2 separate regions of the Homo sapiens genome follow, and region 1 is linked to region 2. A link is a loop called in an ENCODE intact Hi-C map of the cell type or tissue named here. Cell type or tissue: GM12878. All regions are shown on one strand.

The links. Peaks named below come from ENCODE experiments on the same cell type or tissue, not always from the same donor. Only the 100,000 strongest peaks of a DNase experiment are listed, where the experiment ranks them.
Region 1: it touches region 2 in a loop (9-fold over the local background); 44 of 110 quality-filtered maps call a loop at or near these places.

Annotation. Positions count from the first base shown.
Region 1 is chr22:17,794,033-17,799,032 of GRCh38, forward strand. The region is part of intron 29 of MICAL3 (microtubule associated monooxygenase, calponin and LIM domain containing 3); the gene reads right to left. Among named protein-coding and RNA genes, the nearest start is that of LINC00528, 19 kb to the left of the region's middle. RefSeq lists enhancers at 433-932, 1,550-1,659, 1,780-1,849, 4,140-4,189. In GM12878, a CTCF peak has its summit at 2,265; DNase peaks (open chromatin) are centred at 1,909 and 4,359; H3K4me3 peaks cover 2,448 bases; H3K27ac peaks cover 4,668 bases.
Region 2 is chr22:17,739,679-17,744,678 of GRCh38, forward strand. BID (BH3 interacting domain death agonist) reads right to left here. Exons shown (of 6, transcript NM_001196.4): 3 at 4,125-4,335. Among named protein-coding and RNA genes, the nearest start is that of MIR3198-1, 22 kb to the right of the region's middle. RefSeq lists a silencer at 2,745-3,039 and an enhancer at 4,617-5,000. In GM12878, a CTCF peak has its summit at 2,923 (motif pointing right); a DNase peak (open chromatin) is centred at 2,793; H3K27ac peaks cover 561 bases.

The sequences.
Region 1 (5,000 bases), 54 kb after region 2:
CAGCACGGAACTGAACGAGAGCAGATCCAGCTCTGGCAGCATCACAGAGGGGGCGGGGGGCCAGAGCCACAGTGTGGATTCCTCCAAGAGGGATGATGTGTTCCCTACACAATGATGGCAGCACTCGGGCCACAGGGCCCTCCTGCCTCTACTCCTTATCAGGAGGGCAGTGGCATCTGGGTTGTCATACCGGGGCCTTTGGGGCCTTGGGCCCCCTCCTCAAAGCCCCTGGATAGGTCTGCCTGGCTCTGAGACAGACTGCATTCAATAAGTGGCCAACATGGCTTCCAGGCTTGCAGGTGACAACCTGGGGTCACCTCCCAGACCCACGTGGAATCCTCTAAGATGTCACCACAGGTATGTGCCTGAGGCAAAGCTGGCCTTGACAAGTGCAGGGCAAGGAGGGGCCTCTGAGTCTGTGGGGGCAGCACGCCATCCGGTGACGGGCCTCCAGGACGCTCACACCTGCGCTCCTTCAAATTCTGAGCCAGGACAATTTTGGGGAAATGTACAAACACAGAGGTGACTTCCACCCGTCCGTGTCACTGTCCCCTCTCTCCCCCAGGAACAGGGAGAGCCAACCACCCCCTTTCCTTCTGGCCCTTCTATGGCTGTGCAGGGACCCCATGCTGCAGCTGGGGGCTGTCACACTCTGGATTGTGAGACCAAAGGGGTGAGCTGACAGGACACGCCAAAACTTACAGGAACGATGCTGGGAGGAGTGCTGACGGGGCATCGAGAGACAGTGTGCAGAGAGACATCTCTAGATCTGGGGTCTGATGGCTACTCAAGGACGAGGGAGAGGAGTTTGGCAAGGGACCATCACAGAACCACAGAGCACACACAGGGACAACAGAGCCCAGGAAGACACGGGGCCTCGGCCCGCGGGGAGGGCAGTGTGTGGTTTACAGAGAGAACAGGGTTGAAGAAATGGCCTTGTTTTACTCAACAGAAGGCCAACAAGACAAAGAGCTGGCTGAGAGGCCGCTCAGCGGTGCAGCTGCATGAATACAGGTGTTTTCTGTCTTTGAACCCTTCCAGCGTGGCGTACCTTGGGCACACTGAATCTGCTATTGGGTACAACTTCAAAACCAAAGCCAGGGACAGTGTGCATGCGTGTGAAATGCTGAGTGTACCCAATGTGCTAAGCACACACGGCACAGCCGGCCGAATGCATGGGTACGAGGGAGGATTTCTTTCCTCAACAATACACTCTGCCTTACAGCCGACCTACAGTCAACCTCGGCTTCAAAGTGTAGTCTGTCTTCAGGCTTGGAACACCTGGATGAATCCCATCAAATACGTCAGTGAACAGTCCCTGCCACCTCCTGGGACTGGTGTCACAGGTGAATAGGCCATGCTGTGGAGCGGAACAGCGCCCATGTGATACACAACCAAACACATCCAAAAGGAAGAGGCAGGCGCCTGCACGGGTAATAATTACAACACGTGTTTCTGCTTTCTGGACAGCACAAAATACAGCTTTCAGCTGTTTTTATGTAGGCCACATCCTCATACGCCCTTCCCAACACAGAGAACAATATAACAGAATACTGGGAACAGAATTAGGAAATGAAATTAGAAAAAGGGAGCATCAGGTAAAGCAAGCATTTAAAGAAGCCAAAAAGGCTTTCTCCTAGCAAGAGGCAGAAGCGCGTGTGAGCGGCCGGCGAGTCCGAGCTGCGCTGCGGGGCCGCTACCTTCGGACTTCCCTGTACGCTCCACACTTCCACAACGGGCGAGGCTACTTTTATAATCAGAAAAAATGCCCAATCAATACAATTTTCAAAAGAAGAAGTGGAAGGGAAAAACCAATCCAACAAGGGGAGTTCCACCTGACTGGAACCTGACTGAGCATGCATGGGGCGGGGGTGGGGGGTTTATAGTAAATGCTTTGCCTTTTAGGGGGATGTAAGAAATAGAAGACTTGGTTCACTGGTTCTAAGAACAAAGATGCTGTCAAGCTTCTGGCAAATGGAAGTTTTTTGGTTTTTCTCAACATCAGGGTAACGGGTTTCCATCTGTTGCTAACAGGTGCTATAATTTACCACTTCTCAAAGCACTCCTGCGTGCCCTGGGCGCTGGCCACCCCTCCTGAGCTCCCGAGCAGTGAGCGGGTCCTGGTCAGAGGACCCCTCCTCCCTGGAGCACTCTGCTGCGTCTCCAACACTCGGGGGCACATCTGCTCCATCTTTCCCTCTGAAGCAGCACTTCCTTTGGACGTGTGACCCAGGGGTGGCTCTTTAGTGCCACTCGCTTGACACCTGGCGGGCAGGCAGTGCCTGTCACCAAATTTCAAAAAGCAACAGTACACCACCAGGGAGTGAGGCCTGTCCAGAGCAGCGCATGAGATGGGCACGGATGGCACTCTCCGGCTTCAGGGCGCCCTCGCATGCACCACCCACGTGATCCTCACACCGGCCAGGTGTGGCTGCCAGGATGGGCAAATTCAAATGAGGGTTCTGAGGCTCAACGGAGTTAAGTGTGGCAGAGCCTGGAAAAGAAGCCAAATCTTCTTGCCCACTCTGAACTCAGAGCTTTCCCTCTTCAACACAGGCTCCAGGCAAATGTAACAAATGCTGGCGTCTCAGGCAGCTCAAGGAAGAGCAGTCCCACAGACCCTGATCAGAATGTCACACCTGGAAGGGAGGCCCGATGTCCCTTCCTGCCTCGTCTTCTGAAGAGGCCCTGAGAGGGTAAGTAGAGTCTGTTTTGTCTGTGCCTGGGGAGACAGTGAAGGCAGGACCTGAATCCAGGCCTGGCCTTCCTAAGTCGGGGTACCCCCTACACTACCACCTGGCCCTTGGCGCACCCGAGCACCTCACTCCAGGCCCTGCCTCTCATGGGCCCAAGACCCAGTGTGGGGTAGAATGGCCAACAGTGTGGGGGAAAGAGTGGCCAGCTGTAGGGCAGGTCCCCTTCTCTGTACTTGTACTTCTATATTCCCACCTTCTCTCCAACCAAGACTCTTCACCTTGGCACACTGCATCAAGAAGACACCCGGGCAGCTGGAAAAACAAGCAAGCAGATGAGCCCACACACTGAACCTAGATGGTCATCTGGAAGGCAGGCAGGGCCTACCTTAGTCCTTCTGGTACTCGAAATCCAAGAGCCATAGCCCTGAGACTGGGGAGCAGAGGCTTGAGTGCCTTGCTCACAAGGATTAGTGAGGATGCGGTCAGAAAGCTCGGAGGTACGGGGGCTCACACCTGTGATCCCAGCACTTTGGGAGGTGAGGGTGAGATGACTGCTGAACCCAGGAGTTCGAGACCAGCCTGGGCAATGCAGTGAGACCCCGTCTCTACAACAATTAGCTGGGTGTGGTAGTGTGAGTATCTATAGTCCCAGCTACTCAGGAGGCTACGGTGGGAGGGCTGCTTGAGCCCGGGAGGTCAAGGCTGCAGAGAGCCGTGACTGCACCACTGCACTCCAGCCTGGGTGAGTGAGACCCTATCTCTAAAAAATAAATAAATAAGTAATAATAGCCCAGAGGGGCCAAGACAAAGGCCCAACTCTGTTCATAGCCCGACAACCACCAGTGACAATCTGTGTGGCGGTGGGTGCTGGCTTGATGCTCTGCATTTCCGACTCAATCATTCAATTCTGCCTGGTTCTATTTGACCCACTGGCTTCTACATGGATGCTGATATCAAAAACAGCAATATCATACATGAATCATGGCCTGTGGTAAGGATGATGCGGGAGACTACTAATTTATGCCAGAAATGTTTACTGAGCACCCCAAACGCACCGGCCACCAACGCTAACCACGTGGCAGCCAGCAGAGGACGCAGAGGTGGGCACAGCCACAGCGGGCAGGCACGTCGGCGGGCCGTCCTCCAGGCCTGCTGGACAACTGGCCCCGGGGACCTGCCTCATCTTGGTATCCACCTCTGCCCACTAGACAGGCTCCCAGCTCCCCCTGGTTGGACAAAGGCACCATCACCACAGAGCTGGGGAGGTCCCTAAAGCAGTGTCCAGCAGACCAAAAGAGGGCCAATGAGGGAGACTTCTAGAGCCCAGAGGCCCCAGCCTGGAATGCTGCATTTCCCCAGGGAACACGGGTTAGGTCCTGGAGTGTCACCAGACTAGTACCACACACAGAGGTGTAATGAGGAAAATGGGCTTTTTATGAGCCGAGCCACCATTTACAACTCTATTTCCACGTGAAAATACAGAATCCCAAATAATCAGCTTGCAAGCGTTTTAGAATACCAGACTTTCAAGAGGTGGAGGCTGGCCCCACACCCTCCCTTCTGATATGCTGTTGTGTGTTTCACGCACACAGAAACTCTGTAGAGCCCCAAGGTTAACGTCTTCCCCTTTCAGCCACACTTTTGGAACATCCTGCGTAGATAGAGATCATTTTTGGTTTTCAGTTCCCTTTGGTCTCTGAGGATCACGCTCCAAGGCGTCAGGGACAGGAAAGAGGCTCGCTTATTCTCAGGCATATTTTGAGGCTCCACTTTCCTGCCTCTCTGGGCAGCCACGTGCAGCCCTTAGCTTACCAGGGTGGACTCTCTGGACTCTCATTTCTCACACTTGTTTTGGCGGTGATGCCACTATATTTACTGCTAACTATAGTACCACTATAAATAATAACATAAATATTATAATGATAAATAGTGTTGGAGCAATGCCTTTTTTTTTTTTTTTTTTGAGACAGAGTCTCCCTCTGTCACCCAGGCTGGAGTGCAGTGGCGCGATCTCGGCTCACTGCAAGCTCCGCCTCCCGGGTTCACGTCATTCTCCTGCCTCAGCCTCCTGAGTAGCTGGGACTACAGGCGCCCGCCACCACACCCGGCTAATTTTTTGTATTTTTAGTAGAGATGGGGTTTCACCATGTTAGCCAGGATGGTCTCGATCTCCTGACCTTGTGATCTGCCCGCCTCGGCCTCCCAAAGTGCTGGGATTACAGGTGGGAGCCACCGTGCCCGGCCAGAGCAATGCCTTTTTATTGAACTCCTGTCGGAGACACCAAAGAGCTTTTGTCACCTTTT
Region 2 (5,000 bases):
CAGTGCCGGAGCTCAGGGCCTCGGCTGAGGCCCAGGCTCCCGCACACAGGCACCACGTCCCCACAGGCAGGGCCGGTGAAGCTGGGGCATCACGACCACGCCTGAGGTACAAGCCTGGCAGCGGCTTCATGGCTCACACCACACAACCCAACAGGGTTGGCCTTGGCCTGGGCAGCCGTTGGGGAAGGGGCTCTGTGGGCAGACGGCATCCCAGACCCACTTTTGCCCTCTCAAGCCTGAGAGCCCCCATTCCTCGCAGTCCCGTCTCAGGAAAACCCCAGTTGTCACTGGCACCGGCAAGGCCCTGGAGAATCTCCCCTGCCTTTCCAACCAGAGCTCTCCCCCTTGCCCCTCAGTCCTCCTCCTCTGGCGCACAGCCTCCGTGCTGCCCCTGCCCGAGTACCACTGTCGCAGCTCCATGAAGGCCACGCTCAACTGCCACGCTCCCTGCCGCCTCCGTTTCTTCCTCAGCACTTGCTGTGTTATTGTCTGACGCCCCTGCCAGAAGGTAAGCTCCCTAAGGGCTGTGATTTTTTTAATCTGTTTTGTCCACTGACAAATACCCAGCACTTAATACATGGCACTCAGTAGGTGCTCAATAAACAATGGCAGGGACCAGGTGTGGTCATGCATGCCTGTAATCCCAGTGCTTTGGGAGGCTGAGGACAGAAGATTGCTTAAGGCCAGGAGTTAGAGGATGCAGTGAGCCGTGATTGCACCAGCAACAAAGCAAGGCCCTGCCTCTACAAGAAACTTTTTTTTTTTTTTTGAGACGGAGTCTTGCTCTGTCACCCAGGCTGGAGTGCAGTGGCGCGATCTCGGCTCACTGCAACCTTCGCCTCCTGGGTTCAAGCAAGTCTCATGCTTCAGCCTCCTGAGTAGCTGGGATTACAGGCGCCCGCCACCACACCCGGCTAATTTTTGTATTTTAAGTAGAGACGGGTTTCACCATGTTGGTCAGGCTGGTCTCGAACTCCTGACCTTGTGATCCTCCTGCCTTGGCCTCCCAAAGTGCTGGGATTACAGGTGTGAGCCACTGTGCCCTGCCTCTACAAAAAACTTTTAAAGGGAGCCAGGTGTACCGCACGTACCTATAATCCCAGCTACACAGGAGGCTGAGGTGGGAGGACTCCTTGAGGCCAGGAATTCAAGGCTGCAGTGAGCTGTGATCATACCACTACACTCCAGCCTGGGCAACAGAGCAAGACCCCGTTTCTTAAAAAAAGTTTTAATTGCATGAATGAATGAATGGGCCCTGTACCTAGCTCCCAGTAAGTGTTCAATAGATGCCAGCTATTGTTATTTCTCCCATTAAATCTTCTATTTTTTCTGTGCTTGCAACTTCCCTCTGGCTTTTTTGGTTTTGGCTGCTGCTCCCACCCTCGGTCAGCTGTCAAATCTCACCTTATGTTGCAAATACAAGCGTTTTGCCTACCCTCTGCCATTGCCGCCACCCTGGTGGGGGTCCCCTTAGCTCTCATCTGATGATGACAGCCCCACTCCCTGCCGTCCAGTCTACTCGGCCACCTTCACAGCACAGACCTCAGAGCAGGGCAGGGTTGGGAGAAGTGACGTGCTAAGGAGTGGGCACGTTCTTAGAAGCTGTGCTCTGGGGGTTTCACGGCCTCCCTGGAGTCTGTCCATGGAACATGCAGTAAGGCTGCCACATCACTTCTCTTCAAAACCTCTCAAGTGCTCATCTCTGCTTAAGTGACAAGTCATGACCCAGCCTGAAAGTACGTCTGACTTAACTTCCACGCTTCCTAGGCAAACTCAACTACTCACTGTAGCTTTTTTTTTTCTTTTTTTTTTCAAGACATAGTCTCACTCTGTTCCCCAAGCTGGAGTGCAGTGGTACAATCTCAGCTCACTGCAACCTCCGCTTCCCGGGTTCAAACAATTCTCTACCTCAGCCTCCCAAGTAGCTGGGATTACAGGCACCCGCCACCCCGCCTGGCTAATTTTTATATATTTTTTTTAGTAGAGACGGGGTTTCACCATCTTGGCTAGGGTGGTCTTGAACTCCTGACCTCATGATCCACCTGCCTTGGCCTCCCAAAGTGCTGGGATTACAGGCGTGAACCACTGCACCCAGCCTCACTGTAGCATTTATAGCCGCTGGGCTTTTGCTTAAAAGATGGCCATTCCCTCTTCCCAGTTTCCAAGGAACCAAACATACCCAACCCCCAAGGCCCAGCTCAATTGGAGCTGCAGCCCCAAAGTTTTCCTGATTCCCTGCAGAGCAGAGCACCCAGCTCCTCCAGCACCTCATCACTCCCCCAGCACCGAATCTGTGCCTCGCTCGTTCCCGAAGCTTATCCACCTTGCTTCAGTTACGGACACGTCCTCTCTCCCTCTGGCCACCAGCCGAGTAGCAACAGGAATCTTTCCTGATCCGTCTGTGTCCAGCCGAGTGAACGGACTCACCAAAGAAACCCCGGCAGCCAGAGCCTCTACCTTGCCCCTCTTTCCAGGCTCGCCAGGGACTAGATTCACAGTCCCTGTCACCTGCAGGCTAAGTGAACTGCCATGATCACTTTTGCAGGTGCCACTTGAGTCAACCCCGGTTTCTCAGTCTAGAGGCAAAGGCCGGCATGGAGAAGAGCGAGAGAAAAACACCAGGGCAGACTGGGGCTACAGTCACCCCCACAGCAGTGCTGACAGCAGAGCTGTGCCTGTCCACTCCTGCCCTTCCTGGACCTTCCCAAAGGGATCTGGGGTTTCTCCTCAGTTCAGGGCGAGCCAGAAGATATGCTGGCTGGATTAGAAGGCAGAGACATTCTCAGACACCTCCCCCCACCCCCCACCCCCACCCCCACCCCGGTCTAGTGGGGAACTCCAGCCACGTCCTCAAGCACCTGATCTAAGACAGGCGGGAGGCAGAAGGCTGGGTCAGCTGTTGGTCTCCCCCACAGCCACCAGAGGGCAGTGCAACCCTTGAGCTTGGAAGGCCTGGACCAGGGTCCGGGGATCCCTGCAGGCTTTCAGGGCAGGGATTCTACCTGCGTCAGAATCCTCTGGGCAGTCTCCCGCCCTAAAACAGCCTGATGCAGGCAGCTGGAGTAGGGCCCAAGGCCTGCATTTGGAAAAGGTTTCTCGTGTAATTCCAATGTGCACACTACTGAAAGCCAGCGTCGCAGGGCTGGATCTGGAAGTGGGTGAGCCTCCACTCGCCCCCAGCCTCCACTCGGGACAGCCCCTGTCCATAGAAGCAGCCCCTTGGCAAAGGGGAGTGGAGCTGGAGGCTGGAGGAGAGTGCAGGGATCAGCAACAGGAAAGGTGAACAGTCTGGAAACCATGGTGACCTGGAGTCAGTGCCCTACAGTGGGAGGGCGGCTGAGGCCCACCTCAAGAAGGGGCCTGGCCCCATGTCCCAGTGGTAACATGGCCACAAGCTGTGTGATCTGGAGCTAGTCATTTACCCTTTGCTGGACCTGGGTTTCCTCACCTGGAAATGAGGTTCCAAATACTTCTGTGTTCTTGTATAGGTAATCACGGAGCATAATGTATGAAAGGAAATATGTCAGGTATAGACAGTGCAAAAGTCACTGTGAAACCAGTGGGCCTCAATCAATGGGACAGTCAGCCAGGCCTGCTTGGGGAGGCAGGGGCCGCACCGGTAGTGCCACCTGGGGGCTTTGCCCAGACCCAGCAATGCCCAGACCAACCAATCAGAATCTCTGGAGGTGAGATGCAGGCACCAGCATTTAAAGCTCCAGGTCCTTGAAATGATACAAGGCCAAGTGTGAGAACCCCTTGGGTTATATAATCCAGACAAGTGGTCTGCAATCTTTGTATCAGAATCACATTTGGAAAATTGGATAAAAACACCATTCTATGTTGGTCCAGACAAGGGACTCAAGACCAGTACATGAGATTCTGTCTCAACAGAAAGGAAGAACTTTCTAACAGAGTCACCCAAAAATGGTAGGCAGTGAGTTCAGCAGCACTGGAGGGAATCAAGTAGAGACCAGTCAAGTGATTAAGTGATACCAGCGTACGTGGCAGCTGAAACTGCAGAGGCAGAGTGATCCCGGGGGTCCCTTCCAGCCCTGAGGCTCCCTGAATGTTACTGGCGACAGAGAAGCCCAGCTTTGGGGAAGGAGGTGGGGCCGGCCGCCTACCTGCCTCTATTCTTCCCAAGCGGGAGTGGCTGCTGCGGTTGCCATCAGTCTGCAGCTCATCGTAGCCCTCCCACTGGGGAGCCAGCACTGGCAGCTCGTGGCCCAGTGCGTCCAGCTCTCTGCGGAAGCTGTTGTCAGAACAGCTTTGGAGGAAGCCAAACACCAGTAGGTTTGTGATGCACTCATCCCTGAGGCTGGAACCGTTGTTGACCTGAGGGGAAAGGGGAGTCAGGAAGCCGGGACTTCAGCCAGGCCAGAGGCCCCTCCTGCAAAGAGCTCCAGTTGCAGCTGGCCCAAAGAGCCTCACAGGTCCCAGAGAGCTGAGGGACCCTGTGGGCTGGAGGGCCCTGCAGGAGGTCTCAACAGGCAGAGGCAAGGTCTGCAGCCACAGCTTTAAGCAGCACTGCCCGTAGATGGCAGGGAGCGAGCCCCGACTCTGCAGAAAGGGATTCCTCTGCAGAGGAATCTGCTGGACCTCCTGAAACACGCGGCTGGGGAGCTTCCCACTAGGTGAGAAGGCCACAGGCTGTTCCGGGGAGGCGAGCGAGTGTCATGCGGGCATCATCCGCCATCCTGTGCTGGCACGCTTTCTTCAAGTTCCCCTGCAGGCTTCAGCAATCTGAGCCCACCTTTCCTGGCTGTGCTTCCAACAGGCGGAGCCTCTTTCCGCTCATCTCCTTCACGGGCTCAGGAGGGTATTGGGCAGATGGAAGATTTTCAGTAACTACTGCGGAGTGGTGACCACAGCTGGGCACCTGCCTTTGGCCAAGCTTGGTTTACTTTGGGTGGGTGTGTCCTTAATCCGAATCCCACAGGGAGTGGTGGCACTGGCTCCTGCTCTACCCAGAGGGGCTGGGCTCTTGGCCGGCAGCTCTC